Linked DNA regions of Mus musculus: region 2 is linked to region 1. A link is a loop called in an ENCODE intact Hi-C map of the cell type or tissue named here. Cell type or tissue: heart. All regions are shown on one strand. Links, peaks and the distances in the headings refer to the core of each region. The heading gives the core; the rest is flanking DNA. Region 1 overlaps Zfp568 (zinc finger protein 568). Region 2 has its middle 16 kb from the start of Polr2i.

Region 1 (15,810 bases), core at 3,255-11,254:
GGATCACCTACCTGACCACCCTAGACCCTCCATCAGCTCCTTGCAGATGCTCGTTAAGCTCACATCCTCCACACACAGCTGTTCTCACCTCCCTGGCCCTCTCTCTCCTGGACCCTTCTCCATCAGGTCCCTGTCTCTCTCAGGTCCCCTTGCTCCATCCATGCCCTTCCTTAGACAACCATCCCAATATGATATAATACAATATATAATGGAGCGATACTTCATCGTTCTCTGATTTAAAACACAACTACGAGCCAGGCGTGGTGGCGCACGCCTTTAATCCCAGCACTCGGGAGGCAGAGGCAGGCGGATTTCTGAGTTCGAGGCCAGCCTGGTCTACAAAGTGAGCTCCAGGACAGCCAGGGCTATACAGAGAAACCCTGTCTCGAAAAACCAAAAAAAAAAAAAAAAAAAAAAAACACAACTACGTCAATGTTTTATTGCCTCTTAAATAGTATATATATACACGTTCTTTTTCCTCGTACTAGAGCATGCAATCAATCTGATTGGATGGGGCCCTCCTGTTCACTGTTAAATCTGCAATAGGACAACACTAAGTGGGGCTGTAGAGATGGCTCAGTGCAGGCCTTATGCACATAAATAAACACAAATGCAAAAGATTTTTCCCATTGTCAGGGCTCAGAGAAACTCAGGACAAATGGTTAACTGAGGTGACTATCTAACACACCTCCCACCATCTCTCAGCTCTGCAGGTCCCTGTAACAGAGTCACCCTGACTGGCAGGCCCTGCCCTCTGCTCTAGCCCTCTCCGACCGAGCCCCGCTGCCTTCGCCCAGCTTCTCCTCTCCCACACAGCCTGGCCATCTTGGCCACGTGTTCTCTGGTGCTTTTGCTCCCCTGGTCGCCTGGCTCATGGCTCCTAGTCCTCTTCCCTGCTCTTTCTCTCCTCTCTTTGTCTTCCTCTTCCTGGCTCCCTTCTTTCATGGCCTGGGGTTCAGTGTGCTCCTTCCAGCCACCTCTGGCTGTGCTCTCCTGTGTATCTGCAATACAAACCTCCCCTCACCACACCTAGGAGCGGCCATGTTCTCACTTTTCATTTGCTACAAAAAACCTAAACCTAAAAGGTTTCACTATTGAAATCTACCATTGAAGACATTGAGCATAAATTCTTTTTCCTCTGTGCGTGCATGTGTGCGAGCGAGTGCATGTGTACCTGTACATATGCACACAGAGGCCAGGGGACAGCCTTCAGTGTCCTCCTTAGGAACACCACCTACCTCCTTGAGACAGTCTCTCAGTAGCCTGCAGCTCTGGCTGCTAGTGAGCCCCAGCAAGCCTCTTGTCTGTCTCCCCCAGGCCAGGAATATATTGCACATATCACCATGCCTGGCATTTTTGTGAGCTCTCATTCTTGTGAGGACTTGAGGTCCCTCTCAGCTTTTAACACAAATTCTTCTTCTTCTTCTTCTTTTTTTAATATATGTTCTCAGAAGTCAGAAAAGGCAGGAGCATTTCTCAGCTAGTTCAAAGGCCAGTATTATTCATAGTTTTCTTCTGATGTGTGCTTTTACACAAGAATTCTAAAACCTTTTAATGGCAATGATCCAAAGTGACAAAAGGGACAACATTGTTACATTGTATCAGCATGAAAGTGAGCCACGGGCTGGTGAGATGGCTCAGCGGGTAAGAGCACTGACTGCTCTTCTGAAGGTCCTGAGTTCAAATCCCAGCAACCACATGGTGGCTCAAAACCATCTGTAACAAGATCTGATGCCCTCTTCTGGTGTGTCTGAAGACAGCTACAGTGTACTTACATATAATAAATAAATAAATCTTAAAAAAAAAAGAAAGTGAGCCACACCCTGCTTGACAACACTAATGTGAAATGCTCAGCAGGCACACCTATCCTCACAGGGCTGCTTATGCTGGGTGTGGACAGACTCTATTAAATATGGCTGTGGTGAAAATACCTTTTAATTTGACAGCTGTGATAGATACCCAAGTCCACAGATACTAAAGCCCTCCACATACTTTACATGGATGAGTTTTGTGATCTTCGAGTTATATCTCAATGAAGGTGTTTAAAAAAGCCAAGAGAGTTGGGCAGTGGTGGCAAATGCCTTTGATCTCAGTACTGGGAGGCAGAGGCAGGAGGATCTCTGTGAATTTGAGGCCAACCTGGTCTACAGAGCAAGTTCCAGCACAGAGAAACTCTATATCAAAAAAAAAAAGCCTAGAGAAAGCTAGACTCAAATACAGATACACTGCTTGTCACGGGCTCTTCTCTGCAGAGAGCAGACGCTGTGACAGAATTCTGGTGAGAGAGTGGGGGAGTCAGATTCCGACTCAGAGCCTTGTGCTAAGACGCCCTTCCCCCAGACCTCAGGCTTTGCCTACAGGGAGCTTTCCCAGCAGCACCTCAGAGAGCTACCTGCTCAAACGGCCTGGGTGACAATTTGCCCTGGTCTCCCCAGTCCCACGGGCCAACACTTACCAGGATGCCAAATTTTTGTCTCATTCCTCATAACCATCCAGGGCTCTTTGCCCTGTTCTAGAAGGGAGACCACCCGTGGCTTAGTATCAGCAAGACCTGTCCAAAGACAAAAGGGAAAATTAATTGTGCATGTCAGAGTTGCCGTACGCCTTTAGTCCTAGTGTTGGCTTGCAGGCTATGGTTCAAGTCATTACCTACTGCCATCACATAAAAGGACTTTGTCACAGTTCTCTCTCTGTGTCCCCATGTATTATTCCAGGGCAGTCGCAGCCTCCCTCTCTCCCTCTCTCTATCCCCCCACTCCCCCTTCTTTGCCCTCATGGCTCTGCTCCCATCTGTCTGCCTCTACCCTTTCTCCAGGCCCTCCCTCCCCTCAATGAACCCCCTTACCCCTGATCTGATGCCCGGCATAATTACTCGGGCACACCTTGGCATAGGCCTGGCAGATACCTCACCACATTATATTTCATTACACCTAGCACTCTAGAGGCAGAGGTAGGTAGAACTCTGTGGGTTTAAGGCAAGCCTGGGCTACGTAGTAGAAATTAAGTCCATGTTTGCCAAGAGAGAAAAACGGGTCTCAGCCAGAAGTCCCACTCTTAACACAGGCTAGTCTCTCCAACTGACAACTCACAAAGGGAAAGTTAAATTCTCTCCAAAGGACTCTCACTGGGTATAGAGACCACACTTAGTGGCAGGCCCCATGCTCAGAGTAGATGTCCAAACAAACTCAATGGTATTGTTGGATGTTTTGTCTCTTGATCGTCTGAGCTTTTCTCTCTTTTTCTTTTAAACATTAACAGATCTTTTGCGTATATACTATGGCTTCCAACTGGTTTTCTATCTATATGTATAAATGTGTGTTTCTCCTGCTTTTACATCTGTGCCTCCCCACTCCCATTTGTTTAGTCCTATCTTGGCTTGTTTTCTCCCTCCCTCCCTCCCTCCCTCCCTCCCTCCCTCCCTCCCTCCCTCCCTCCCTCCCTCCCTCCCTTCCTTCCTTCCTTCTCTAAAAAGATTTATTTACTTATGATATGTAAGTACACTGTAGCTGTCTTCAGACACTCCACAAGAGGGAGTCAGATCTTATTACAGATGGTTGTGAGCCACCATGTGGTTACTGGGAATTGAACTCAGGACCTAAGGAAGAGCAGTCAGTGCTCTTACCCGCTGAGCCGTCTCTGCAGCCCCGGCTTGTTTTCTAATGACAGAAAAAAGGATGTGGATTTGGACTGTGGAAATGTAATCAGCATATAATGCATGAAAATAAATCTCTGCTAATAACGACAGAGAGAGAGCGGGAGCGGGGCAGTGTATAGGGGTGGGAGGGAGAAACTGGGCCAGTAAGATGGCTCAATGGGTAAAGGCCTGGCAAAATAATTCAGTTCTTGGGACCTGGGTAAAGATGGATGGAGAGGACCCATGCCAGAGTTGTCCTCTGGCCTCTTTGTGCATGCCATCCCCCACTCCAATAACTAGAATGATAAAGAGAAATCTAATGTCTAAGGATCAAGGTGAGGGAACATTAAAGCACTGGGAGCGATGACACGCTTGTGCGTATGTGTGCAGGTGCACACGCGTAACGTCACTGATTTAACCAGAGCTTGAAACGTGTTCATGAAACACTCAGCAAACGCTTGTGGTGGTGCAGGCCAATTTCCCCAGCACCTATAAAGCTGAGGCAGGAGAATTGTCAGTTTAAGGTCACCCTGAGCTACACAGCACTTTGTCTCAAACAAAACAAATCTATCTATAGGTGCTGGAGAGATGGCTCAGCAGTTAAGAGCACTGGCTGCTCCTGAGGACTGGGGTTCACGCCTCAAAAGCCACATGGTGGCTCATGACTGTCAGTAACTCAAATTCTAGGGGACCTAATGCCCTCTTCTGGTTTCCATGGGCATGCAAGTGAAACACAGACATACATGTAGGCAAAAGACCCATACACATACTAATAATGATAATAATGATAATGATAATAATAATAATAATAATAATAATAAAGTCAACGTTCTCCATAAAGGACATGAAAATCACAGCAGGCACTTCTGAACTTCAGTGGGGGGATGCGCTTACTCAGTGACAGCAGGTTGCTGTAGTTATCCAACATCACAGCTCGGTACAGATTCCTGTGGGAATGGCGCAAGCACTCCCACTCCTCCAGAGAGAAGTAAATGACCACATCCTCGAACCTCAGATCCTGAAACCACATGCAGACACGCCATGTGAGAAACTAAGACAGAAGACATCAGAGAAGACAGTCCCCAAACACCTGCACCCTTCCACAAAGGCAGGCCAGTGTGGGAACAGAGGTGCCCATGCGGGCTCTGAACATGCCTTCTCCTTGGCCCTTTGCATCAAGTCTATGACATGGTGTTTCTCAACGGAATGTCATTGTACATGCAAGTACAGCATCCTCTGTTCCACAGCAGAACGTGCGTGTGTGTGTGTGTGTGTGTGTGTGTATGTGTGTGTGTCTGCCTGTCTGTCTGTCTGTCTTTATTAAACTTTTCTAACTGGTCACTTTTCTAAACCTAGCTGTAACTCTGTGCTTTAATTTTGTTTGTTTGTTTGTTTTTCGTTTCCTTGTGTCACCCTGGCTGTCCTGGGACTCACTCTGTAGACCAGGCTGGGGCTGTCTGGAGGAGGCGGCAGGGAACGCTGAGGATGCATGTCATCAACAGACGTCATTGTCAAGGATTTTTAAAAGCATACATGGCAGAATCAATGACATGGTCACAGCTGTGTCACAGGGTTGTGACTAGGATTGAATAAGATCACATTGGGAAGAACCTCAAGCCACCGCGACACAGCAAGTGCTTAAGCTGGTGGTTTTGGTCAGTGCCATCCTGCACTGGAAACACTTCTGGGGCCAATCATATGCATAGACAAAAGACTCCAAAATCAGTAACCACTGAGTGTCTCTGGGTGACTAATGTTCTTGATCAGTTCAATTATTATTTTTTTTCAGAAATCTTCTTTACTAATGTACATACAGAATGCAATCAAAGCTTTCCATCTTGTAGAAAAGTACACGGAAGAGGCCAGGCAGACACCCTAGGGTGTTACAACTTTTCAGCAAGAATGCCATCCCTACAGTGACCCTAGAGGGGACAACAAAGAAACTAGGCAGATATAACCTTATTCTGCTAACTGATCAGGTTCACTGCCAAGACTTTGTTCTTCTAATGAACAAAAGCCTGGGAAACGGAAGTTGTAGACTTATTTGTACAAAGCAGCCTCCCTAGACTGGTGTGGGAAAACTACTCCACGAACATGGCTTTCTCTTTTCCACACCACCTGAGTCTCCCAAGATTTTCAGCAGCATTGAGAAACCGAGAAGTTTTTCCATGAACAAAGTGGAAATGCGGCTTACCTTGGCCATGTCCTTAAAGGCAAAACTCTTCATTCTTCCTCTTGCGGCTTCTTGGAAAGAGTAAGAGGTGGGAAATGGTTAGGAAACTGTGCTCAGAGAGAGCATTCCCCTGCACCATCCCACCTATCCCAAGAGGACAAAGAGGCCCAGACCTCACTACCTTCACTTAGTAAAAAGGAGGCCTTATGACCCAGACTGGGATCCTGGGGCAGAGTCTCTGCAGCCACCGTCTTGAACAAGTCACATCTCAGCCATCTCAGACGGTGAGCAGGGCTGGGTTCGTCTGATTAGTCCCTGGCTGAGGGAGAACCTTACTCCACTGTCTTCAGCCCCAGCATTTCACAGTGAGCCCAAGTCTGGCTCGAAGACACTGCCTAAGAGTGTGTAAACTGCTGTCCTTCAGTCTTCGGCATCTACAGATGAGGATGGGAGCGCTAAGGGTTCCAGAACTCCCACCTTGAACCTAGAGCTAGCCTGAGGAACAGTAGTCACAGCACTGGAGAGCGGCATGCATGCAGAGGGTTGGAGAGTGCTGGCAGCTGTGGTCCTTTGTAACCAGGAGTTACGAAGGCTTTCTACGGTTGGGAGTACATGCCAGTCAGACTCCAGCCAGTGTAGACCCAGCTCCCAAGGACAAGAGTCCACTGTGCTCACTGGGCCACAGCTGATGCTGGGCATCATGGAGTGTCCCTTATACACACCTACTAATGTCTCTAACATAGGAGAAAGGAAGCAGAAAATGCAGCAAGCAGAGTCAAAAGGAGCTCTTTCTTCAGTGTCCCTCTTGCACCCTCTACTGACTAAGCTTAACATCACACCCGCTGTTAAGTGGCGAATCACAGTTCATGCCAAGGAGTAACTAAACCTTCAATCAGGACATAAACTGGAGTTGGCAGCCTTTCCCTCTGGCTGCCCAGTTCCTTTACAGCATCAGACACATGTTTACGCTCCCTTATGACAACTTAGCTCTTCAGTCCTACCTAGGAACTTGAAGCTAAGCAAATGAGAAGATGCACAATCCTAACAGTTGGCTATCAACACTAACTGGCTAATTAGTGGCTGTATTAATTACTTTTCAAATTTAGGTGCACTACACTTAACACTCTATGACCTAAAGAATATGTTATAGCTGGGTGTCTGGTGCATGCCCTTAATCCCAGCACTTGGGAGGCAGAGGCAGGCCGATTTCTGAGTTCGAGGCCAGCCTGGTCTACAGAGTGAGTTCCAGGACAGCCAGGGCTACACAGAGAAACCCTGTCTCGAAAAACCAACAAAGGAACCCCCCACAAACAACAACAACAAAAAGAAAAAGAAAAACAAAAACAAAAAAAGAAAAACATGGCTGGCGAGATGGCTCAGTGGTTAAGAGTGCCGACTGCCCTTCCAAAGGTCCTGAGTTTAAATCCCAGCAACCACATGGTGGCTCACAACCATCCCTAACGAAATCTGATGCCCTCTTCTGGAGTATCTGAGGACAGCTATAGTGCACTTACATATAATAAAGAAATAAATCTTAAAAAAAAGAAAAAAGTTCTAAAAATCTGTATATAAAATAAAAATTTAAAAAACAAAGATAATATATAAACACATGTAATAAGATAAAATATACAAAGTTAATAGCAGCCTTTACATCTGTAATGGATACACATTATGCTTAAAGCCTGTAGCTTCCTTTTTCTTTTCTTTTTTTTTTTAAATAGGTATTTTCCTCATTTACATTTCCAATGCTATCCCAAAAGTCCCCCATACCCTCCCCCCCACTCCCCTACCCACCCACTCCCGCTTTTTGGCCCTGGCGTTCCCCTGTACTGGGGCATATAAAGTTTGCAAGTCCAATGGGCCTCTCTTTCCAGTGATGGCCGACTAGGTCATCTTCTGATTCATATGCAGCTAGAGTCAAGAACTCAGGGGTACTGCTTAGTTCATATTGTTGTTCCACCTATAGGGTTGTAGCTTCCTTTTCAAGAATGTATTTATTCTCTACCACTGTACTTCAACATTCTGGGCTTCTACAGGCATTTAAAGGACCAACCAGTCCTTATGTTTTACAAGCAGGGTGGCCTAAATCTTCATTCCGGAGGTCAGATTCCTCAGTCACCTCCCCTGTCCCCCCTTTCAGTGCTGCCATGTCCCACCAAGTCACCCAGACTGAGCAAGAGCCAGCCAGAGCTCTACACCCCTACTGCCTCGTGCAGCTACAAGCCAGGTTTTCATGAAGTCACAATCATTCCAACCAGTAAGCTGTATTTCTGCCAATTTTTAATCTCCCCCTAGTCTGAGTTCTGTGAGCTACTTGAGCAAAGTAACTGAGTCTGAGGAAAGGGTATGTGTACCTCAACTTACAGCCAGCTGAACAAAATTTAAAAACCACTGGAGCTTCTGAGATGGGGACAGCATCAGAACTCATCCCTGCCTACCCCCCTTTCTTGTTATTTTCTGTCCTGTAACTCTTTCTGTAGACCAGACTGGCCTCAAACTCACAGAGATCCCCCTCCACCTCCCCCTCCCTCCTGAGTACCGAGACTAAAGGTGTGCGCTACCACTGTTCCAGCCTTCTGGAGACTAAGCTGAGAGTGGAATTTTCTGGGAAATCCCAGTACTGGGTCAGTGTCCTCCCGGCTTGCATAAGAAACTATTGTCTTTAATCTAAGGACATGTATTCTGCCTTGGTTTACCATCTGTGACATTTGTCATATACTAGGAAGAGTTAAAGATTCATGAAGATTGTTTGTTAGCCTTCTCAAGTGGATCTAATTAATTAGCCATGTTCTCTGTGTTTGGAAATCCCGTTTCCTGCTCCTTTCCCACGCTGGTGGGAGTGAACACTTGCTGCGCAGCCAGAGCCTGCCTCCAGAAAAGCAAGCTTAGGAACCCGCCATGCTCCTCCTGGTGTGAGAAACCCGCCACGCCTCCACTTGCAGCTCCCTTGGCCAGACTAGGGGACAAACAAGTACCAAGTTCTCAGTCCCTCAAACTGCCCATCCTCACTCACATGGCCCTGGGACAGCCTAACTCCCTCTGTCTGAATCTCCTTAGTCGTCCTGCAGTGCCTAGTAGCAAGAGCGGAAACCCTAAGTGCATCTAAGTCCCATTTCTAGCTGGAAGTAGAAGCTACTTCAGCAGCTGCTTCCAAAGTGTAACTGATTGCCTATTCCCATGTCACTGTCTAGGGTGACTCACTGTCCACTGACATAATTTAAATTTTAGGGTTAGGAAGCTAGCAGACATCAGCAGGCGTGGAGACCCCTCCCCCATGGCACCCTTCTCCGCTAGGATTTCCCACACTAGAGACTGTCCTAAGACTTCTTGGATAAGTCTTTATCCACCTCTGCCCAGCAGGAAAAGAACTACTCAATCCGCAAGTGTCTCCCCTCCCTCTCCTGTCATCTGGCTAAAGAAAAAAGAAAAAAACCAAAACACAAAAACAAAAAAACAAACCACCACCACCAATAACAACAACAAAAAAACCCCAAACCCTCAAGAATGTTAGCTGGGGCCCGCCAGTGTCTAAAGGTCCTCTACAAACTTGTTTTTCTAGATTCCTGCTCGTCCCCACTTCCAGGCTAACACTGCCTCCAGGTCACAGAGACAGCTTCACTGAAACTACTGATAACCATCCATCAGACATGTGTCACAGAATCTCCCCTTCTTCTGAGACTGACAAAAGGGACAGACTGCCATGCTGTGACATGGGCTGAGCGCTCCCCATCGTGTTGGTGTCTGTCTGCTCCTCTATGATGTTAGTAACTTTTAATAAATCTCATACATAAGAAGAAGAGAACAAGACATCGTGAATCATGCGGAAGAAATCTAAAACAGTGGTGGGAAACCACCACTCTTCCGCCCAGCTCACTAACAGAGACTATACTGGGCATACTTGGTACATGTAAATGGCTTTTGTGTTGCTCAGTTGTTAAATTTAGTTGGAGCAGAAGCAGCGCCAGTTAGTTACATGGGAACAGCGTCAGTCATGCTCCTGAGGCAGCTGCTGAAGCTCCCCGTGGGTCTGGCACAGGCGCTTTGCGCAGCTGGCACCATCTGTTATCTGCTGGTGCAGTCATCCGTCAAAATTACCACTGTGACCCGCATTTCCACGGCTCGCTGCGCTAAGCAAGGAAACTATTAGGATGGAATTAACAGCACTACAAATGATGAGTTTTCATAAACATACACCTCACGTTACCCAGCGACCCTTGCCTCTCTGTTCATCTAGTCAGGAGAGACGAAATGCTTCTCTGCATGAGGTGGATGCTCTGGTTGCTTCCTTGCTGACAGCCCCCAAACTGGAAGCTGTTGGGCTATTCCCCGACAGGTGGCTGGATAAGTTAGTTGTGGGAACACTGCTAATAAAAAGAAGCTACTGAGACAGCAGTGTGGCGAAAGCTCCCAGGATCTGAGCAAACAAAGGCAGCTGCCGCCGACGGTGCCCGATTCCACTTATGTGAAGGGCTAGAATGTGCAAACTAATCCAGGATGGAAGTTAGAACTGGTGACTTTAGATTGGAGTCTTCCGAGGAAAGGGGCAGAGGACACTGCTGGGAAGTGGACTAGACATTCTATTATCTCTTCTAAAGTAGACACATATGTCTGTGTGCAAATTTATCAAGATGCAGACTTAGGACTATGTAAATGCTTTCATTTTTAAAAAGGAAAATTTTAGTCTTTAAAGAAGATAGTATAGTTTCTGGAGTCCAGGATTGGTAAGGAACTAAGAGGAGAGAGGATGACAGCCTGACCTATGGAGACTATTTCAGAGCAAAAGTAGAGAGCAGCTAACAGGCTGACTTCTTGTTTTGTGTGTACAAAGCTTGGACGCCGCTGCATCTTCTCAGACTCACCCAAACAGTGCGGCCCAGGAGAAACTATCCCTCTCAGTTCTGCGACACGGGCAGACACGAGCCTCACACCAGACTAGAGCAGATACAGGCAGACATGAGAGTCACACCAGACTAGAGCAGAAGCCACAGAACACAAGGCATGGGGTAAAAACCCCACACCAGTGCTGATGCGTTCCTAGCCGGCATCCCTATGCAATGCTGAGTCCCAGTCTCAGGAGAGCGCTGCCACACACTTTCAGGAGTTTCTTTTTATATATAAACAAATTGGATTTTATTTAAAATATAAGGGGTTGTTATCCATTTTGGTTAATAAAGTTGGCCTGTAGTGTTTTAACAGGATTTAGTGCGATCACACAGATTGGCATGCCAAGGGCATTTTGAAAGCTAAATACAAGAATCAAGAGATTGCTTAGTCTGTGTGGCTGAAACATTACACCCAGCAACTTCCCTCCCTTTCTCTACAAACCCTCAGGCAATTCCACAGTTGCATCTGGCAGTTCAAGTTTCAACATTTCAACGCAGAAGGGTTGAGGGGAAGCTGGAAAAAAAAAGCATAAAATGCAAACTGTAACTGACAGAGGCAGCTGCCACTTGTGGCAGGCCAGAGACTCGACTGTGTCAGTTTTTTCTTCACAGTTGCCCTGACATCTTCCCAAGTGGACTGTGGTCACTACATTCTTGAGCAAATGTACCCAAGAGTCAGGATGGAGAAGGCTGAAGAGCAGAATATACTGTGCATCTGCTCCTAAGTGGTACATGTGACTAAGACCAAACCCAGAGACCATGGATAGCCTGCAAACTGGCAAGTAGAAAGGTGGAGGATGGTACCACAGGCATTGGAGAGCACCCATTTCCTCCTGTCCAGCGCAGCACCCTGAGCGACAGCACCTGTTGCCCTACCCTGGCAACAAAGCACAGCAAACACATGCCAAGCTGCTCAGCATGTCTGATTTGCCCACTGTCTACCGAGCAGTACATGCAGGACACAAACTACAAGGAGTAGTACATCGTAGTTATCACAGGTCTGTTCTCAATATCTCTCTCTCTCTCTCTCTCTCTCTCTCTCTCTCTCTCTCTCTCTCTCTCTCTCTCTCTCTCTCTCTCTCCAAACTTCCCACCCCACTCCTTGAGTCTTGACACAGGCACTCAGGGAGCAGGCCTTTCCTGCTAAGAGCTTCAGTCTCATCTCTAGCTGCCTCACCAGGTTCTTGGTTGAGACCACAGAAATTCTCCACTGTACCTCTGACTGGAGGCGGGGAAAACCAGCTTCTGAAATACACCCACAATGTTCTGTTCTTCACAAGACAAATCCAGGAGCCTTATGCAAGAGCCTAAACTAGTGGGGTTAAGTGGCCTGAAAAGGGGGTTCACTCCAGTCACCCTGCTCACCTACAGGGTAAAAACTCAGAGGCACTAGTGAGGCTCACAGTTGAGAGCAGCAGTTCACTGGACGACAGAGATCAGATATTCCCTTCACATCAGTGCTAGAACAGGGGAGACTCACTGGGAGAGGGGAGTGACTTCAGAACGGAGATGCCACACTGGGTTCCCAGCGTTTCCTTCCTTCCGCCTACCCCTGACCACTATGCCACTATAGCTCTGCCTCCCAGATTTACTTTTGTCAAGCAATGTCCACTTTTCAATAAAAAACAGACTGCAAGGCGCAGTAAAAATGAAACACCATAGTTAAGACAAGAAACTGACTCAGGTATGACAAGACCATTGTAGTTGAACAGCTGGGATTTAAAATAGAGTCGCATGCAAAAGGCTTAGTGGGAAGGGGGTGGAGGATAAAAATTCTAAAAAATAATAAAACAGGAGTCAATGCCACAACTAGAAATACTACAAAAGAAGCAAAGAATGCCTTTGTGGGCATAGAGCTAAAACTCAAGCTTCCTGAGGAAATCTCCGAGCTCACGCATGTTTTAGTAGAGACTTCAATGCTAATAATAAAAAAGGACAGAAAAACAAGGGAAAGAATAGCTAACTACAGAAAAATTATAAAAGGATTAAAATAGGAGATACAGATTCAATACACAAGTCTATAAAGCAACTTGTGAGTCAGCCCTCTCCTCCATCATATGATCCCAGGGATAAGACGCTTGTCCTGCTTGGCACAAGTGGCTTTGCTGGCTGAGCCATCTCACATCTCTGAGTGATGCCCAAGCCTTACATACTTAGAGGTCCAAGGAGGCCAGGGAAATTAACAGCTAGAAGACTAAAAAACGGAAAAATTCATGTCTCCTATTGCCTACTTCAGGAAAGGTAAGACTGGGTTTTACGTTTAGCCAAGTCCTGCTTTTGAGGACAAAAGTCAACACTCTTCCAAGAAGTTTAACAAAAATCGAGAATCTTTCTGGCTCCCCCTTCATGTCACCTGTGTCCTGTGATTCCCCTGTCCAGCTCCTGGCCAGTCCACCGTGATCCCTTTACACTTTCCTGGTTTCTGTGGTTACTCTGAATCACATATCACATCCGAGGACTTGGAGCTAGGAACTACAGATGAGAGAGAAAGCGTGCTGACTGTCCTTCTGGGTCTGGGCTACCTCATTCAATACCATCTGTTAAACGTCCATGAGCTAAACGGTTTACAGCTGAACAGTATTCACTTGTGTAAATGGAATGAATGTCCATTATCCACTCATCTGCTCAAGGACATTTAGACTGTTTCTGTTTCCTGGCTATAATAAATAGGGTGGAGGAAGGACAAATAACACCCAACTCACTGATAAAGCCTCATGGAATAGTACTATTTTATATTCACCTAAAATTATACTATATGCAATACATGTAAATGTATGTATATACACATCATATATGTGTATCTTATTACACACACATATGTATATGTATGTATGTACGTGTGTGTGTGTGTGTGTGTGTGTGTGTATGTATGTATGTGTGTGTGTGTGTGTATATATATATCTTAAAGGGAGTTACACCACTTGGGTTGACAATGCTCCCGTAAGAACGATAGTCTAACAAAACCCCTAGTAGTAGGCATGAGAAGCCTTCTTTCAAATGAGTGGCAGGGTAGTCAGGACAAGTGACTCTCAAATCAATATGGATTATCGATGTAGTCCTTGGCTACCCTCTTGGCTACTAGGTCCCCAGTGCTAAAGACACCACACACTTAAGAAGCAGGTCTCAAATAACTCAAGCTGGATCAGGTCTGAAAGCTTCCTTCCTTCCCTCGGTCTCTATCATATCATATTAGAAAATACCATGCAAGCTGCCAGTAGAAGGCAGCAACTGAACAGTCCTGCCTACTGCAACACTACAAACTGCGACAATGAGCAAACAATGTGGCAAACATTCTGTAAGGCTGTAATAAGTGGCACTCACATGGTGACCAACAGAGCCATCTAGCCAGATTTAAGGCCTCTCAACAGGAGAAAAATCCCAATTGCTACTGGAAACATAGCCAATTTTCCAGGGTTAGTGAGGTCATGGACCCTAGAAAACAATTACTACCACCACTTTGCTAGATCAACATAATTCCTTACTACATTACATTCTAAATCCTAACCTGAGACCCACAGATAATTGGGTCAGAGAAGCCCGTCTTTGCAGCAAATGCAGACTGTTCTAGAAAATCACAAGTGGATATAATGCAGAGATCAACCAGTTGTAGGGAGCCCAGCCCAATGGATACATCTATTCACACATCACATCTCCCCAATCTATGACTCAGAGAACACTGAGGACGAGGGGATGGGAAGGTTCTAAGAGCTAAAAACCAGAAAGTCAGCTGTGAAATGGCATCTCCTAACAGGATGCATCAACAGCACAGGATCAGTGGCAGTGTCAAAGGACACACTTAAGTGGAAGAGGGAAGTCCCATCCCTACACAATGGCAGGTAACAACTGCTGGGAGAAGGAAGGTTAGCCTCTCTCAGGGATGAGCCCTCTTGTTGGATGCCCAAGGCAAGTGGTCAGCCTAAAACCATTTACACACAAAGAATAAGACCCAGCAAGTTATATTTAAATATTTGTGTGTGTGTGTGTGTGTGTGTGTGTGTGTGTGTGTGTGGTGCATGTGTATTTAACAGAGCTATCAATTTGAGAGTGGGCATGGGAGGGACTGGAGGGAGGAAAGGGAAGGCAGAAAGTGATGTAATTCTACTTCAATTAAAAATATTTTTAAGATGGGCAGTGGTAGAGCACACCTTTAATCCCAGGCAGATTTGTGAGTTCTAGGCCAGCCTGGTCTATAGAGTGAGTTCCAGGACAGCCAGGGCTATACAGAGAAACCCTGTCTCAAAAAAGACATAAACCAAACCAAACCAAACCAAAAAAAAAAAAAATTTATACACACACACACACACACACACACACACACACACACACACGTGTCTAGCATCCTGACAATGTAGTAGTCACCATGTCCATAACACAGTCAAAAGTACTAGACATCAAAGATACAGGAAGACTAAACAAGAAGAAAACAAATCCGAGAAAATGACTCAGAAGACAATATAGAGTCTGGAACTATGAGAGGACTTTTAAACTTGAATGTGAAGATTTATCATTTCACTCGTTTCCCATGTATGATACCATTGGCCATATACTGAATGTAGTAGCATGCAGTGTATCTTCAATATCATACAGCCTTCCCCACTACGTCCACACAGTTCTCACCATTTTGAATACATTTGCTTTCCCCTATTAAACATCACTCCACTTCTCCCATCCCAGGCCCTGATAAGCTCTAATCTAACTCCCAAATTCTCATATTCTAGGAACTTATTTCAATAAGTGAAAGTATATAAACTTAGCTTTCTGTGTTTGGCTTTCTTCATTTAGCATGTTTTCAAAGACCTTCCATGTTGTAACATGTACCAGGATTTCATCTCTTATTGTTAAATAATATCCCATTGTTAAGTACAGACTGGAGTTTAGTCTGATGAGAGGTTGTATCAAAGAGACCTTGGCTTGTCTTTCACCACCAAAATGTTTTTGGTTTTTTTTTGTTTTGTTTTGTTTTTTTGAGTCAGGTTTCTCTGTGTAATAGACCTGACTTCCCTGGAACTTGCTCTGTTGACTAGGCTGGCCTTGAACTCTCAGATATCTGCCTAAAGGCTTGTGCCACCATGCCCAGCCCACCACTAAGATTTTTAACCAAGTTTTGGTATGTCTGTTTC
Region 2 (15,810 bases), core at 2,531-10,530, 200 kb before region 1:
AGATCTCTGAGTTCAGTTTGAAGCCAGCCTGGTCTACAGAATGAATTCTAGGACAGCCAAGGCTACACAAACAAACTCTGTCTCAAAAAACTAAAAAAATAAAATAAATTTATAAATAAATACAAAATAACAATAAACATTCTGCAGTAACATCCCATAGTGATAGAGGCTTAAGTAAGATGGAAGCTCAATTCTTCCTAGTTTTGTTTTTGTTTTTGATTTTTGGTTTTTCGAGACAGGGTTTCTCTGTATAGCCCTGGCTGTCTTGGAACTCACTTTGTAGACCAGGCTGGCCTCGAACTCAGAAATCCGCCTGCCTCTGCCTCCCAAGTGCTGGGATTAAAGGCGTGCGCTACCACACCCGACTCTTCCTAATTTTGTTTTGTTTTGTTTTAAGATTTATTTTTATAGTGCACATGAGTTTACTATAGCTGTCTTCAGACACCAGAAGAGGGCATCAGATCCCGTTACAGATGTTTGTGAGCCACCATGTGATTCCTGGGAATTGAACTCAGAAGCTCTGGAAGAGCAGTCAGTGCTCTCAATTGCTGAGCCATCTCGCCAGCCCTTTCCTTCTGCTTTGTTGTTTTTTTCTTTTTTTTTTGGGGGGGGGGAAGGGGGGTCCTGGAACTTTCTCACTCTGTAAGCCAGTGTGGTGGTTTGAATATGCTTGGCCCAGTGACACTTTAGGGGGTGTGGCCCTTTTGGAGGAAGTATATCACTGTGGGCATGGGCTTTAAGATCCTCGTCCTAGCTTGCCTGGAAACTAGTCTTAGTGGCCTTCAGATATAGAACTCTCAGCTCCTCTTGTACCATGCCTACCTGGATGCTGCCATGCTCCCACCTTGATAATGGACTGAACCTCTGATCTTGTAAGCCAGCCCCAATTAAATGTCCTTTGTAAGAGTTGCCTTGGAGCTGGGCGGTGGTGGCGCAGGCCTTTAATCCCAGCACTTGGGAGGCAGAGGCAGGCGGATTTCTGAGTTTGAGACCAGCCTGGTCTACAGAGTGAGTTCCAGGACAGCCAGGGCTACACAGAGAAACCCTGTCTCAACGAAAAAAAAGAAAAAAGAGTTGCCTTGGTCATGGTGTCTGTTCACAGCAGTAATACTCTAGAGACAACAAGGCTAGCATCAGACTCACAGAAATAGCTCTATGCTTCTGTTTCCCAAGTGTTAGGGCTAAAGACATGGTGCAAACACACCCTGAAGGTTCTTTTCTTTTCCTTTTAAAGGCTCACAAACTCCTCAGCGCTGTTATAGTGATCTCTGCATGTCAGCAGCCAGTCTCCATATCTGTAAATCTTGGGGCACTCCCATCTTCTCCCAGCCCCATATCATATACTCCAGCCCCTAGAAAGGCGAGAAGGGGCGGGGAGTAGCCTTTACCTTTAAGGAAGAGCCACAGAGCCAGGCATGGTGGTTCACTGCTGTCCTAGCATTCAGGAGGTGGAAGCAGGAGGTTAGCTATGGTGATTTCTATGAGCCGGGCAGTGTTGGCGCACACCTTTGATCCCAGCACTTGGGAGGCAGAGGCAGGTGGATTTCTGAGTTCGAGGTCAGCCTGGTCTACAAAGTGAGTTCCAGGACAGCCAGGACTATACAGAGAATCCCTGTCTCAAAGAAGAAAAGAAAAAGAAAAAAACAATCCTGGGGAGAGGGGATGAAGAGCAAAAGGCACAACTCAAAACTTGTTTCTAACTCATTAGTCAAAATGTTATCCCATGGCCACATGGAAAAGCTAAAGGGAGAGTTAGCCCTTAGCTGTCAACAGAGCTGTACCAGAGAAGTAGAGGGAGGGAGGAGGATGCTGGGGAGAAGGAATAAATATTGCTTGAGGATACAGGACGTACAGGGATGCAGCTTCCAGGACTATAGACATCACAGAGGAGGAGCTGTCTGGATAGTTCCCCACAATGGTCTCTGAAATGTTGGTGCATCCATATTCTGCCTTCTGACCCAGAATATCTGATGGACATTTGTCTGGAGCAGGAATTATGAAGGGCTAGCCTACCTTGTCCTTGTAAAACAGCCAACTTCCCTGCGTCCATGTTTGTCCATTTTGGACATTCTGTCTGCAGTTGAAGCAGGGCAGTTTTTGCCCGGTGGCAGCTTGCCACCTTTGAATCAGACTTCAAAGGAGATTTTTCAATGCTCATCATTTGCTTTGAAGTAAAAATGGGGGTGCTGTGAGGAGCAGACCTGACTCGTTTTCCAAAAAAGGCTTAAATTGATAAAAGGCATATTTTAAAGATTTATTTACTTATGTGAGTACACTGTAGCTGTCTTCAGACACTCCAGAAGAAGGCATCAGATCCCATTACAGATGGTTGTGAGCCACCATGTGGTTGCTGGGAATTGAACTCAGGCTTCTGGAAGAAGTCAGTGCTCTTAACCACTGAGCCATCTCTCTAGCCCTGATATAAAAGCATCTTTAACGTTATATTCTATAAGTGTCTTAGGTTTTTTGAGACTATCTACTTATCTAGTACGTCTGAATAAGCAAGCTTTCTTTTTTAGCTATTTACTATCTGTTTAGCTGAAAAAGCATATTTTGTGATAGACTAGTACCTAACATGATCAGGAGCTGTCCTGGAAGTCACTTTGTAGACCAGGCTGGCCTCAAACTCAGAAATCTGCCTGCCTCTGCCTCCCAAGTGCTGGGATTAAAGGCGTGTGCCACCACCAGCTTAATTTGCATTCTTAATTTCCCTGAATACTTTATAATAATAGCTTTAAAAGGGACTAGAACTTTCCATTACATTATTAAGAACCATCTATGTACAATACCTCAAGTAAGAGTTGAACGCATATATACAGAGTGTGTTATAACAAACATAACCTTAACATGTATCAATATACAAAAATCTGTACCAATGTAAGATTATTGGCTATAAAATTTTGACATGAATAGATTCAGGCTGGAGAGATGGCTCAGCAGTTAAGAGCACTGGCTGCTCTTCCAGAGCTCCTGAGTTCAAATCCCAGCAACCACATGGTGACTTACAACCATCTGTAATGGGATCCGATGCCCTCTTCTGTGTGTCTGAAGACAGCTACAGTGTACTCATGTACATAAAATTAAAAAAAAAAGAATAGATTCAGTAATCTACCCATATCTCTATTATTCATACAATATCCCTATACTCCCCCTTTTTCTTCCTATAAAAGAAAAAAAGGATAGAGGAAAGGAAAGAGTGTAACCCCTGAGTGTAACCCCCGATCAAGACCATTGTAACTAACCCCTTTACAATAAATAACAAGCATCCTTCAGCCAAGAGAACCCCCGAAACCTACCCACCCAACCTCCAACAAGATCTGGTGGCACCAGCCTGCCCTCATTCCTCTCTCTTACTAAAGTAAAGGAGCGCTTGGAATATTGCTTAGTTGTAAGAGTATTCGCCTAACATGTGGTTCCATCCCAAGCAGAGAAAAATAAGTAAATAAAGTATCCACTGGAGCAGATACGTACCATTGTATAGCCTGGCCGAGAACATTGTGTCCTAGGGTGTGTGATGCCTGCGCAGCCCGTGTGTTCTGCGGACTGTGAGTCACGGGGGCATGGACCTGCCCGTTAAATAATAATCCTCGTTAGCTCTGTGAAGGGATTCTTGGTAGAACGACTCTTTGGAAAGTGGTGTAATTGTTGTAATTGCTTAATTATAACTTCTGAAGGAGGAGGAGGAAGCAGTAACATTGAGAGCAGCTACAGTAAGTTACAGGAACGGAGGAAAGTGCCGGGGAGCTTGGGCACACAGCTGGTGTTAACCACAAAGTAGATGGGCTCACTGTGATAGGACACTCAACCCGTGGAAACTCACCAACCCCAAACACAGTCAGGAGACACCGCATGCAGAAACTGCCCGCAGATTTGCACATACTGAGTGCCATCAAACATTACAAGAAATACATCCATAGAACATGCTGCCGCTCCCACCCCAGCCCGCTGCCTGCTGCCCACTGCCCGCTGCCCTCAACCCAACAAGCGAGAGGATTGCCCCAACTTTCCCACCAGCTTATTTGTCAGCTTTCTATTGTGACAAATACCTGAGTTAATTTTTTCCTTTGTGTGTGTTGGTGTGTGTTCATGTATGTTGGCATATTTGCATGTGTGAACACGCATGGGTATGTGTGTATCTGTGTATATAGGCATGCTTGTGGAGATCTGAAGTTAACGTTAGGAATTGCTCTGTTACTTCCCCACCCCCACCCCACCCCCACCCCAGCTCCGTCATGCAGGCAGGCGTCTCAATCAAATCCAGAGCTCACTGATCTGCCTAGTGTTGCTGGGAAGCTTGCCCTGGAGACCTCTCTCCTTCCTGATGTTCAGTGGGCATGCAAATTCCACTCGGCAAGCACTTTAACCCTCAGCCCTACCTGAGACACGCACAGAGGGAAGGAGGCTGGGCGCAGCTCAGTGAGGCAGAGCTGCTGAGCGGTCATGAGGTCCTAGACCTGACACATCACAAGTAGGGCAGAAGTGGAAAGGCTCACGGTCGCAGGGATTTCCACCTGTGATTATGTGACCTTCTTACTCTTACTATCTCAGCCTGTGGTGATACAATACCGCACCAAAGGGCCTGTGGCAACGCTGCACCTCTCACAGTAGCCCGGGAAGCCGAGAAACAGGCTAGGATCCTATCATCCCCTGCAAGCATGCACCATCACACCCTCTTGTCCTTCATCTAGTTTCCAGTTAGAGGTTCCACTGTGTCTTAGTCAGGGTTTCGATTCCTGCACCAAGAAGCAAGTTGGGGAGGAAAGGGTTTATTCAGTTTACACTTCCATGTTGCTGTTGATCACCAAAGGAAGTCAGGACTGGAACTCAAGCAGGTCAGGAAGCAGGAGCTGATGCAGAAGCCACGGAGGGATGTTCTTTACTGGCTTGCTTCCCCTGGCTTGCTCAGCCTGCTCTCTTATAGAACCAAGACTACCAGCCCAGGGATGGCACCACCCACAAGGGGCCTTTCCCCCTTGATCACTAATTGAGAAAATGCCTTACAGTTGGATCTCATGGAGGCATTTCCTCAACTGAAGCTCCTTTCTCTGTGATAACTCCAGCCTGTGTCAAGTTAACACACAAAACCAGCCAGTACACACCGTCTGTCATAACAACACAGACAAACTGTGAGCCTTTGGGGGGACACTTAGGGTCCAGACTGTAACACATGCCAACCTCCATTCAGCAAGAGAACTCATCTGGGAGCACCGAGGGCCTGACCGACCTCAGAGTGCACGTGCATACGATGAAGAAGAGGACCACGTTTTGCCCATTGGTGCACTGACCACTCAAAATCACAGTATGGGCTCCAGGTAAGTCACAGCCACTGCACACAAGATCTACCAAACATCAGCACAAACTTTCCAGGACTTTCAAAAGCCTCCCATTAGAGCTGTGGAGATGGTTCAGTGGTTAAGAGATTAAGCGCACTGACTATACTTCTGAAGGACATAGGTTCGATTCCCAGTGCACACACACACATTTGTAACTCCAGTTCCTAGGGCTCTAGCACCCTCTTCTAGTATCGGTGGGTGTTACCTGCATGAGCTTGCTACACAGACATAAATGAAGCAAAACTATTAACATACATTAATCTCAAAAAAAAAGAAAAAAATCTAAAGATGAATAAAAATAAACAAAGGCTCCCAGTTATCAAGTGGTAAACTGACAATGGAAAAGATACTTCGTGCGTGAGAACGGCACTGCTGGGGGTGCAATGCAGGCCCTCACGTACATGAAGCTCACCGTCACCCACTGAGCCACCGCCCTATCCTCTCATGATGGATTCTGGTCATGCAGTCACCACAGCGCCACACTCCCAGCATCAGACTGGCGATCCTCTTATTTATGTGTTTACTTAGCTTTATTTGTTTGTTGTTTGTTTTGACAACGCTGAGTATTGAACCCAGGACCTTGAGCATTCAAGGCAAACATCCTACCACTGAGACAAAACTTTAGACCTTCTTGGGTTTTTTGTTGAAAATTTTAAAAAGTGTTTTCATTATTTTTATTGGTGTGTTTGTGTGTGTTTCTGTATGCAAGTGTATGCACATGAGTGCAGGCCCTCTTGAAGGCTACAAATATCCAATCCCCTGTCCCTAGGCTATAGGCAGTGGTTAGCTGCCCATTGTGCACACTGGCAACCAAACCCATCAGTGCTCTTGGCTGCTGAGACATCTCTCCAGCTCCTACTTTTGTTTGTTTGGTTTTTTCGTTGTTGTTGTTTTTAAGACAGGGTTACTCCATGTAGTCCAGGCTGTCCTGGAACTCACTCTGTGGGCCAGGCTGGCCTCACACTCTGAGCTCCACCTGTCTCTGCCTCCTTTGTGTATGTGCCACTACCGTCTGGCTCTACTCCTACTTTTTATTATTCTATGAGTTCTATATGAATTAGCTTATTATTTTAAGAATGCCAAGGCAGATCTTAAACTCCTAATTTTCTTGCCTTACCCTCTGACCAAGCTTTGCAAATACTGACCTATGTTACTGATTCCAGCTTTTTTGGGATCTGGGGGTATAGAATAGACCACTCTGTTTCATGCAACCCTCAGAGCGGCGCCTTCTTTTCTCCCATCACTCTTTCATTCCCTAACGCTCTCATAGGTTTGTCTACTCTTTCCAGAAAAGATTCCCACAGCTCTCCAGGTCACCACCTGGCTGTCCTCCCTTTTCCCTCATCTCAATGACCCTCGCCTGGACCGTAACCGCACAGCGTCCACCAGGGGGCAGCAGCGTGTCGTTCAGCCGTTGAGCCCACGCCCCCCCCCCCTCCCTCGCAGTACAACGCTGCCGGCAAATTAAAAGGACTTCATTTCCCAGAAAGCATCGCGACATCTCAGCTTCTTCCTTCTTATCTGTCCCCCCAAGTGGAGGTAGTCGTCATCCCAGGTCCTTCCCACCCCCTACTCCTTCCATACCGGGAATTGTGCAGAGGGATATTTTGTCAGGCCACTGGGAGGATGGTAGTTCTGGGCAAAAATCCTGCCACTGTGTATCCCAGGTTAACCAGTGTGGAATATTGTGACTATAGGCCTGTACCATCAAGCCATGCCTGATTCGGTTTCATTAATTGTCATCATATGAGCGTCTTGCTTCGTTTATTACACATCTCCTGTTGTCTTGGTTAATGAAGTCGTTTACTTGGTTTTTTTGGAGACAGGGTCTTGCTATGTAGCTGTCTGTGTCTGACCTGCCACTAACTATACAGCCAGTGCTGATCCAACTTCAGCCTCCCAAAAACTGGGATTACAGGCATGCGAAACCACGCCTGCCTCTCTTGGGCAGGGTTAACTTCTCATCCAGAAATGTTTTGGTGTGGTTCTTTAAAAGAGAGGGGTTTCTATTAAATCTTTCAAGAAGTTGCATAATTTTAAAGTATTATTTAGTATTCGGTCAGTATCCGTTGATTTATACAAATCAAAATCTAAGGCCCCTCTCTCCATCCAGATAGCTTTCAAGTATTCTGCAATAGTCTGCTTCCTGGCACATTCTGAGATTTCCCACAGTCTTACTTAGCCAGTTGTATCTCTTGATGCCTTTCAATATGTTCTTTTTAAAAACGTTTCTTTCTTATTCATTTCTTTTGTGTGTGCTCCTGAGTGAGTCTATAGAGGTCAAAGGATCGAAGGACAACTGGCAGGAGTCAGTTCTCTCCTTCCACTCTGAGTGCCAGGAATTATAATGAGCTCACGTGGTCAAGTTGGCAGTAAGTGACCTTGCCACTGAGCCATCACACCAGCCCTGAGATGTCCTTCAATTTCCAATTAATCTTATGTAAATAGATAGATTGAAAGGCTGTAGCAGTATTCAATTGGGGGGGTGTGAATAATGGTATTTTGGAGTAAGTACTATTTTATGAGTAGTATTGAATTCTTTTTTTTTTTTTTTTTAAAGACAGGGTTCCTCTGTGTAGCCCTGGCTGTCCTGGAACTCACTCTGTAGACCAGGCTGGCCTCAAACTCAGAAATCTGCCGGCCTCTGCCTCCCAAGTGCTGGGATTAAAGGCGTGCGCCACCACTGCCTGGCCTGTAGTGTTGAATTCTTTTTTTTTTTTTAAAGATTTATTTATTTATTATATGTAAGTACACTGTAGCTGTCTTCAGACGCTCCAGAAGAGGGCGCCAGATCTCGTTACGGATGGTTGTGAGCCACCATGTGGTTGCTGGGATTTGAACTCCAGACCTTCGGAAGAGCAGTCGAGTGCTCTTACCCACTGAGCCATCTCACCAGCCCGTAGTGTTGAATTCTTACAGAATCAAATTCTACAACTTGCCTCCTTGTCGCTTCTTGGGAGACAAGTTCTCCTTCCATAGTTCAGGCAAGTGCTGAAGTTACAGACTTTTGTAACTTCAGGTTTTGTAACTTTGTTTCTTTAAGGTACAGAGGTACCACCCCTGACTTTGGTTGTCTTTATGATGTTAGGATCCCATACTGGTTGGGCCTGGAGAGATAGCAGAATGGTAAAGAGCTCTGGCTACTCTTCCAGAGGATCTGAGATTCAGTACCCAGTACCCGCATGGCAGCTCACATTATTTCTAGTAACAGAGGATCTAATGTCCTCATCTGGCCTTCAAGGAGCCCTGCTCAAACATAATACAAAGACATACATGCAGGCAAAACAACCATACACATAAAATTTAAAACAGTTTATTACTTTAATCCCAGCACTTGGAAGGCAGAGGCAGGCAGATTTCTGAGTTTGAGACCAGTCTGGTCTACAGAGTGAGTTCCAGGACAGCCAGTGCTACACAGAGAAACCCTGTCTCAAAACAAAACAACAACAAAAAACCCAGTTTATAAAAAGATCTGAATTTGGTGGCCTATGCCTGCAATCTCAGTTCTTGGGAGGCTGAGGCAGGACAATTGTAGTAAGTCTGCCAGTCCATCTGAGGTACATATGGAGAATTGTCTTTTTTTTTTTTTTTTCTTCTCCTTCTGGCCTTGCTCGCTCTGGCCCAATGATTTATTTACTTACTATATGTAAGTACACTCTAGTTGTCTTCAGACTCACTAGAAGATGGCATCAGATCTCATTATGGATGGTTGTGAGCCACCATGTGGTTGCAAGGATTTGAACTCAGGACCTCTGGAAGAGCAGTCAGTGCTCTTAACTGCTGAGCCATCTCTCCAGCCCCTGAAACTTGACTTTAAAAGGAGAGTGAATTATGCATGAGGTCCCTGGGTTTGAACTTCATCAGAAAAGGAGACAAGGGGACAGACAGACGGAGAGAAAATACAAACCTGGCTGGTGAGAACGCTCAGTGGTTAACAGGGCTTGCTGCCAAGCATAAGGACCTGAGTTCGATCCTAGTGACCCATATAAAGGTAGAAGGAAAAAAACTGACTCCATAAGGTCTTCTGACTTTCATATGTGCATGCCTGTAGCCATCTGACGGCCACGGAAAAACTGGTTTTACCTGAAAGGAGGGCTGGAAATGAAAAAGGGTAAGGGCAAGGGGTGTGTGTGAGAGAAGAAGGAAGCCAAGTCTGTGTTCTTATCAAGGCACAAAGATTCATGTTCAGCACTGCGTTTATCAGGGGAACATCCACAGATGCACCCTTTGTTTCAGCCAGAGTGAGTTGCAAAGCAAGGTCAGCACAACAGCCCAATCTTCCAAGATCCCATGGGAACCGGCAGGTACCCAAAGCAGACAGCCCGTCCAGGCTGATAAGGTCTGTAGTGGCAAGCACTCAAGGTCTGTCCAGCCTGCTCAAGGCTAGAAAACTCTTCAGCCTGTTCAAGGCTGGGAAAGGCCTACTCAAAGCTGGGAAGGCCACAATTCCCCCCTTTTTACTCTTTAAAGATGAGCAGTGCCAGTTGTTGGATTTACTTATTTTCCATAATCCCATCTAGGGTATAGAGTGGCCAGGTGACCGTGCCTGTCTGAGGTCGGTGTCCATATTGCTCCTTCTTACCCGTCATGGCGAACAACATAGCATTGATGTATGTCTCTGTCTTAGGTCGATAGGCGCTCAAGAGCACACTTACCTGTCTCTGACTGCCAGCTTTCTCTAGCACACTCTTTCCCATTCAGACCAAAGCTACAAAGGACATATGAATATGCACTCAATGCATTTCTTCATAGCGATGAATAACTGCTATGGTGAATAGCTGAGCTTGCTGAAAGCGATCCTGTGTGAAGGCAACCAATCTGTTTAAGATACAAGGTCCAAAATTTAAAAGCAACAAAATCATAATTAATGGTCCAAGCAGTGTAGAAATTAAAGTTGTAAGCCATGGGGAAGTGGAGAAGCAGGATTCAAACCATCCCTGATTCTGTTCTTTTTCTCTTTACATTTTGACCAGTCCTTCTCAAACGTTTGCTATAGGGTCCTTTACTATTCCTGAATGATCGATGTAAAAGAGACATTCTTCGTGGAGGGCTGCACACAGTCCTCCTTGTTGAAGGAATAAAAGATCAAGTCCTCTCGTGTTTTGAAGGACGACCTCAGACAAGGATGTTAGAGATTCTTGCAAATAAGAAACAGAAGTTTCTATCCTTTCTATATCCGTGTCTATTGCCGTTCTAAGGAGCTTGTACTTTTTTTTCCTTGAAAAACCAGGGCAGAAGCACCAGTAGCTGCTCCTGCCACATTGAGGCCCATCAGTACTGAAATAGATAAAGTTGTAGCAAGTTCTCTCTTGGGACTAGAGAAGCCTCCATCCCAATGATCCAAGAGCTCAGAGCTCATCATAAAAATGATAAATGAGCCTAGGAATAAGTTGAGCCGACACACAAAAATCTTTGGAACTATCAAATACTTGTGTATGAATGCAGGGGGTAAGACCTGTGCAACAAACCCTCCATTCCTCTTTAGGAGGAATACGATAAGATAAGGAGGTGAAAACTGTGAGCACTTGATTGCATAAACTCTGTCTTTTACCTTTATAAATTTTCCCTATGCAGGTACCCAATGCAGAAACTTCAGGTAGAAGATCTCCATGCCAAGATCCAGGTCAGAAACTTTGTCTTCAAGCCTCAAGATCTGGATCACAGGTTTCTCTGGGGGGCTCCTGCATGACCATGTCACACATATTTTGTGGCTTCCAGAGGGCTGGTAGAGACCGGAATCTGTTCTTCCTCCAGAGCGCTCTCCAGTCCAGACTGGTGAGAATAACTGCACAAGAGCATAGGAGGAGCTGGACACACCAGAAGCCTCCTCTAGGAGGGAGATGTTCCAGTCATGCTGAGCAAGAGACCTCGCCTATGCCAGATTTCTGATTCCATCGACAATCAAAAGAGCTATTAGAACAAGAAGCATTGCTAGATAATAAAGCAATACCTTCATAGTAAAGAGGTATGCTATATCACAGAAAAGCCAACAAGAGCAAGAGATATTAGGATAAGTATCATTAAGCACGAAACATGCCCACCACCAATTCTGCAAGGGGAATAGCAAATATGGGAAAGGTAGTGGTGGCAACTGTAGGACTGTAGCCGCCAGCGGCCATGGGTTACTAGGTTCCTGAAAGCAAAGACAGAGTTTAGATGGGAAAGGCTCAAGAAAAATAATGAGCCAAGACAAAGTTCTGATCAAGGCCAATGTTTACTTATGAGTCTGAGCTTATAAAGGGGGGAAGGGGGTACCCATCCCCCACAAGTCCAGGAAATATCAGGAAAATAGGTTCAGCCTCTCAGCAGGTAGTGGCTTGGAGGAAACTGCAGGTGTGGCAGGACAATAGACTTCACCTAGGTTGGAAGACTCCACCCTGGGTGGGCTAGCAACTGTGGCAAATCAGGTCTGAGCAGCCTGCTCAAGGCTGGGAGAAGGGCACAATTCCTCCCTTTTTATTTATTAAAAATTAGCTGAGCCGGGCAGTGGTGGCACACGCCTTTAATCCCCAGCACTTGGGAGATAGAGGCAGGTGGATTTCTGAGTTCGAGGCCAGCCTGGTCTACAAAGTGAGTTCCAGGACAGCCAGGGCTTTTTTGTATGTTTGGGATTTTGTTTGTTTGTTTGGTTGGTTGGTTTTTGTTTTTTGAGACAGGGTTTCTCTGTATAGAGAAATTAGCTAGACTGGGGCATAAAATTTACTTATGCTCCATGGTCTTGCCTGGGAATTATGGTGGCTGGCGGCTGCGCCTGGCTTGGGTCTGAATGTCTATACTCTTTCTGACCCGTCCTGGAGAGTACGTGCAGCTTGTTTGTGTTTATTTGCACAAACACGGCATTTTAGTGTTTATTATGAACAAACACAGCCTTTGGCACATGCCTCTGTCTTAGGTTGACAAGAGTCATAGAATCATCAGTGGCCCGTCTTTGGCTGTTAGCCCTCATTGCACACCTTTTTCTCATTCTGACCATAGCCACAATATGCACTCAATGCATCTCTTCATAGTGATGAATTACTGCCATCTGCCCTTTGCTGAAAGAGAGCCTGTATGGAGGTAACCAATCTGCTTGAAATACCAAGTCAAAAGTTAAAAGCAACAGGATTAAAGTCGTCTGTGGGGATGTCCCAGGCACTCAATTCAGCTGCAAATTAGCAAGGATCAGGCCCAAGTCTGGCTTCCCAGAGTGGGAGAGGTGGCTTTGAGAATCATCAGAAAAACTGTTACTTCTTCCCCGGACCTGCAGGGATAATCAGCAGGGAACCTAGGGCAGGAGGGGGCGGGGTTGGGGGAGACAAGAAACATGAAGAATGAGAGCAAGTCAATTAGACTGATCAAGCTCTGAAAAACTTTATTCAGGAGTGGTAATTTAAGCGAGAAAAGATGAGGCTCCAAGGGAGGGAGGAAGAGCCCAGGATCTCTCTGAAGGTCAGGTGGCAATCTTCAGTTCCTGGAACGAATGGTCACAGTATCCTCTTTTCCCACAAACATTCTTACTTTTATGACCATGAATGTTCTCTCAGGATTGTTTATGTAAGCTAGAAAATATCCACAAGGCCATGGCTGAGGCATGGCTCCCAGCAACTTCTCATGTAAATAGTGGAGGCTATGCTCCAAGTTAACTCAGCTGGCTAATAAAGATTTTTTTAGCTATCTTCATAATAGGAATCTCAAATATTGGGTTTATTTCTAGGCCAGTCCCTGATTGAATCAGAATAATTGGTCACATTAAAGGAAAGAAAAGAGTCATTATAACTCCTCCTCTTGATTAAAATTTCCAAGTCAGTTTCCACAGTTTCTATGTTCTCTGTCCCACAAGGTTAAAAAGCTTGAAGCAAGGCAGCTTAGCTTGTCTACTCTGGGACAAAGGCAAGCAAAAAGCAAAGGTGGGTCAAGAACATATACCCTGTACAGCTTTCCTGTCACCACTGTCAGGGCACTCAGCAAGCTCACAGTTCAGCATGTCACACCAATCACTCTGGCAGCTGGCATGCTCCTGCAGCATTCTGTGGAAAAACACAAACATGTCCTCTTCCCCATAGTAAATACCTGATCAGGATCATGTCATATGTCAATAAGTGGATCCTTCCATCTCACCTAGGCATGAGTATAAGGCACTCAGCAAGGAGTTCTTTGGCATCCAAATTATTAAAAAAAAAATTAAATAAAAAGTGTGATTTAAATAATGTGTACAGAGATATAATTCCCCCACCCCCTTTTTAATGTCAGAGCCTTAAGGTGTGAATAGAGAGATGAAATTTATTATGATCATGTCTAGCCAATGCAACAGGATCTAAAACTAGGGCTTGCTTTGCCTATTAAATCTCTGTCAATGCGATCACTGCCTGCAGCTAAAGGTCCAGGAAGATCAGAATAGAAGATCAGAATGAGCTCATATATGACCAGTATAAAAAGGACCCCCCCCCCCCCGTAAGAATGATACTTTGTAGTTGTGAAAACAGAGATCTGGCTGGTGTATTGAAATGAAATGCACCACAAGTTTTCAACAGAGGAACAGACTGAGCCACGTATAGACGATCAGTAAAAAGATTAAAAGTATCATTTACAGACTGAGAAACACTCAGTACTGATGTCAGCTAGCAGAGCTGAGAGTCCAGGAGTCTCTATGACCACTTGCTGGTTATGAGATACTCCGCTTGCCTTTTAGAAGAGCCATCAGTAAAAATTAAAAGAGTATTATGTAAAGATGTAAAGATGTCACATAGGAAACATAACCTATGTACATTTAAATTTTTAATTGGCCTATCTTGAGGGTAATGATTATCTATAATGCCTTCAAATCCTATTTGAGCAAGCAACCAATCTGTACTATGCTGCTCTAACCAAGTATTTTGGTCCACATTAAAAGGCTGAATAATGATGTCTGGTTCTTTGCCAAAATAAGTCAGTGCCTGTCTCCTTCCAAGTAGAATCATATGGGCTACTGCTTCATAATACTTCAGGATATTACGTTTAGGAGATACCCTTGAATGTATCCACATAAGAGGCACTTTTTTGCCACAACAATCCTGTAAGTGTATGAGTCATATTAAAAATCAACAAATGTGGGGTTGGGGATTTAGCTCAGTGGTAGAGCGCTTGCCTAGCAAGCCCAAGGCCCTGGGTTCGGTCCTCAGCTCCGGAAAAAAAAAAAAAATCAACAAATGTAAAAGTAAAGAATAGTCCATATAAGTAACAAATTGTTTTTCAATAGCTCTCTCTATTGTATCTTAAGACCAACAATCAATCCATGTGAGGTTAAAGTTCAAGGGGAGGTAGGACCAGCACTCCCCCTAAGAATATCACATAAGGGTTTCAATTCTCCTGTAGTAAGCTTTAAATAAGGACAAAGCCAAGTGATATCAGCTAACAGCTTTTGAAAATCATTTAAAGTTTTTAAACTGTCCCTATGGATAATTATCTTCTGGGGATAAACGGCTTGATCTGTAAGCCTAAAGCCTAAATAATTATAAGGGTCTCAAGTTTGAACCTTTTCTGGAGCTATTTGTAATCCTTTATCAGCTAAGTCTGTCGTAAATCTCTATAACATAGAAGCAAGTCCTGAGGGTCTTTTCCTGCTAATAGGACATCATCGATGTAATGTATGGTGTATATTATTGGCCATTGCTGTCTTATAGGCTGAATGACTTGTGCCACAAATTTTTGAAATAACGTAGGGCTATTTGCCATGCCCCGAGGAATAACTATCCATTGATATCTTCTCTCTCTCTCTCTCTCTCTCTCTCTCTCTCTCTCTCTCTCTCTTCCTTTCTTTTTTTGTTTTTTGAGACAGGGTTTCTCTGTATAGCCCTGGCTGTCCTGGAACTCACTCTGTAGACCAGGCTGGCCTCCAACTCAGAAATCTACCTGCCTCTGCCTCCAGAGTACTGGGATTAAAGGCATGCACCACCACTACTCAGCCCATTGGAATCTTTTCATGGGCTCTTTCAAATTGATAGAAGAAACACTAAAAGCAAATCTTTCACAATCTTAGGGGAACAAAGAAATAATAAAGAAACAATCTTTCTTTCTTTCTTTTTTTTTTTTAGATTTATTTATTTATTATATGTAAGTACATTGTAGCAGTCTTCAGACACTCCAGAAGAGGGCATCAGATTTTGTTAAGGATGGTTGTGAGCCACCATGTGGTTGCTGGGATTTGAACTTCGGACCTTTGGAAGAGCAGTCGGCGCTCTTTAACCACTGAGCCATCTCTCCAGCCCCAGGAACAATCTTTCAAATCTACTACTATTTTATAATATCCTTTAGGAATGGCTACAGGAGATGGAAGCTTAGGTTGTAAAGCTACCATAGGTACCATGGTTTCAACCTTTCTTAGATCTTGTGGCAATCTCCATTTACCAGATTTTTTCTTAATAACAAACACTAGAGTATTCCATGGCAACTGGGATTCTATTATATACCCTGCCTCTAATTGCTCCTGCACAAGCAAAGAGGCGGCTTCTGTTTTTCCTTT

The links. A loop is a pair of places that touch in the nucleus more often than their neighbours do. Peaks named below come from ENCODE experiments on the same cell type or tissue, not always from the same donor. Only the 100,000 strongest peaks of a DNase experiment are listed, where the experiment ranks them.
Region 2: a loop joins it to region 1, with 4 times the contacts of the local background. A loop is called at or near these places in 12 of 42 quality-filtered maps.

What each region holds. Positions count from the first base shown.
Region 1 is chr7:30,003,908-30,019,717 of GRCm38, reverse strand. It overlaps Zfp568 (zinc finger protein 568), which reads right to left. Exons shown (of 10, transcript NM_001167872.1): 7 at 5,829-5,878; 8 at 4,529-4,652; 9 at 2,456-2,551. Among named protein-coding and RNA genes, the nearest start is that of Zfp568, 28 kb to the right of the region's middle. In heart, for the core only: a CTCF peak has its summit at 6,629 (motif pointing left); a DNase peak (open chromatin) is centred at 9,797.
Region 2 is chr7:30,207,931-30,223,740 of GRCm38, reverse strand. No RefSeq gene overlaps it. Among named protein-coding and RNA genes, the nearest start is that of Polr2i, 16 kb to the left of the region's middle. In heart, for the core only: CTCF peaks have their summits at 6,703 (motif pointing right) and 8,116 (motif pointing right); DNase peaks (open chromatin) are centred at 4,330 and 6,850; H3K4me3 peaks cover 1,925 bases; H3K27ac peaks cover 1,765 bases.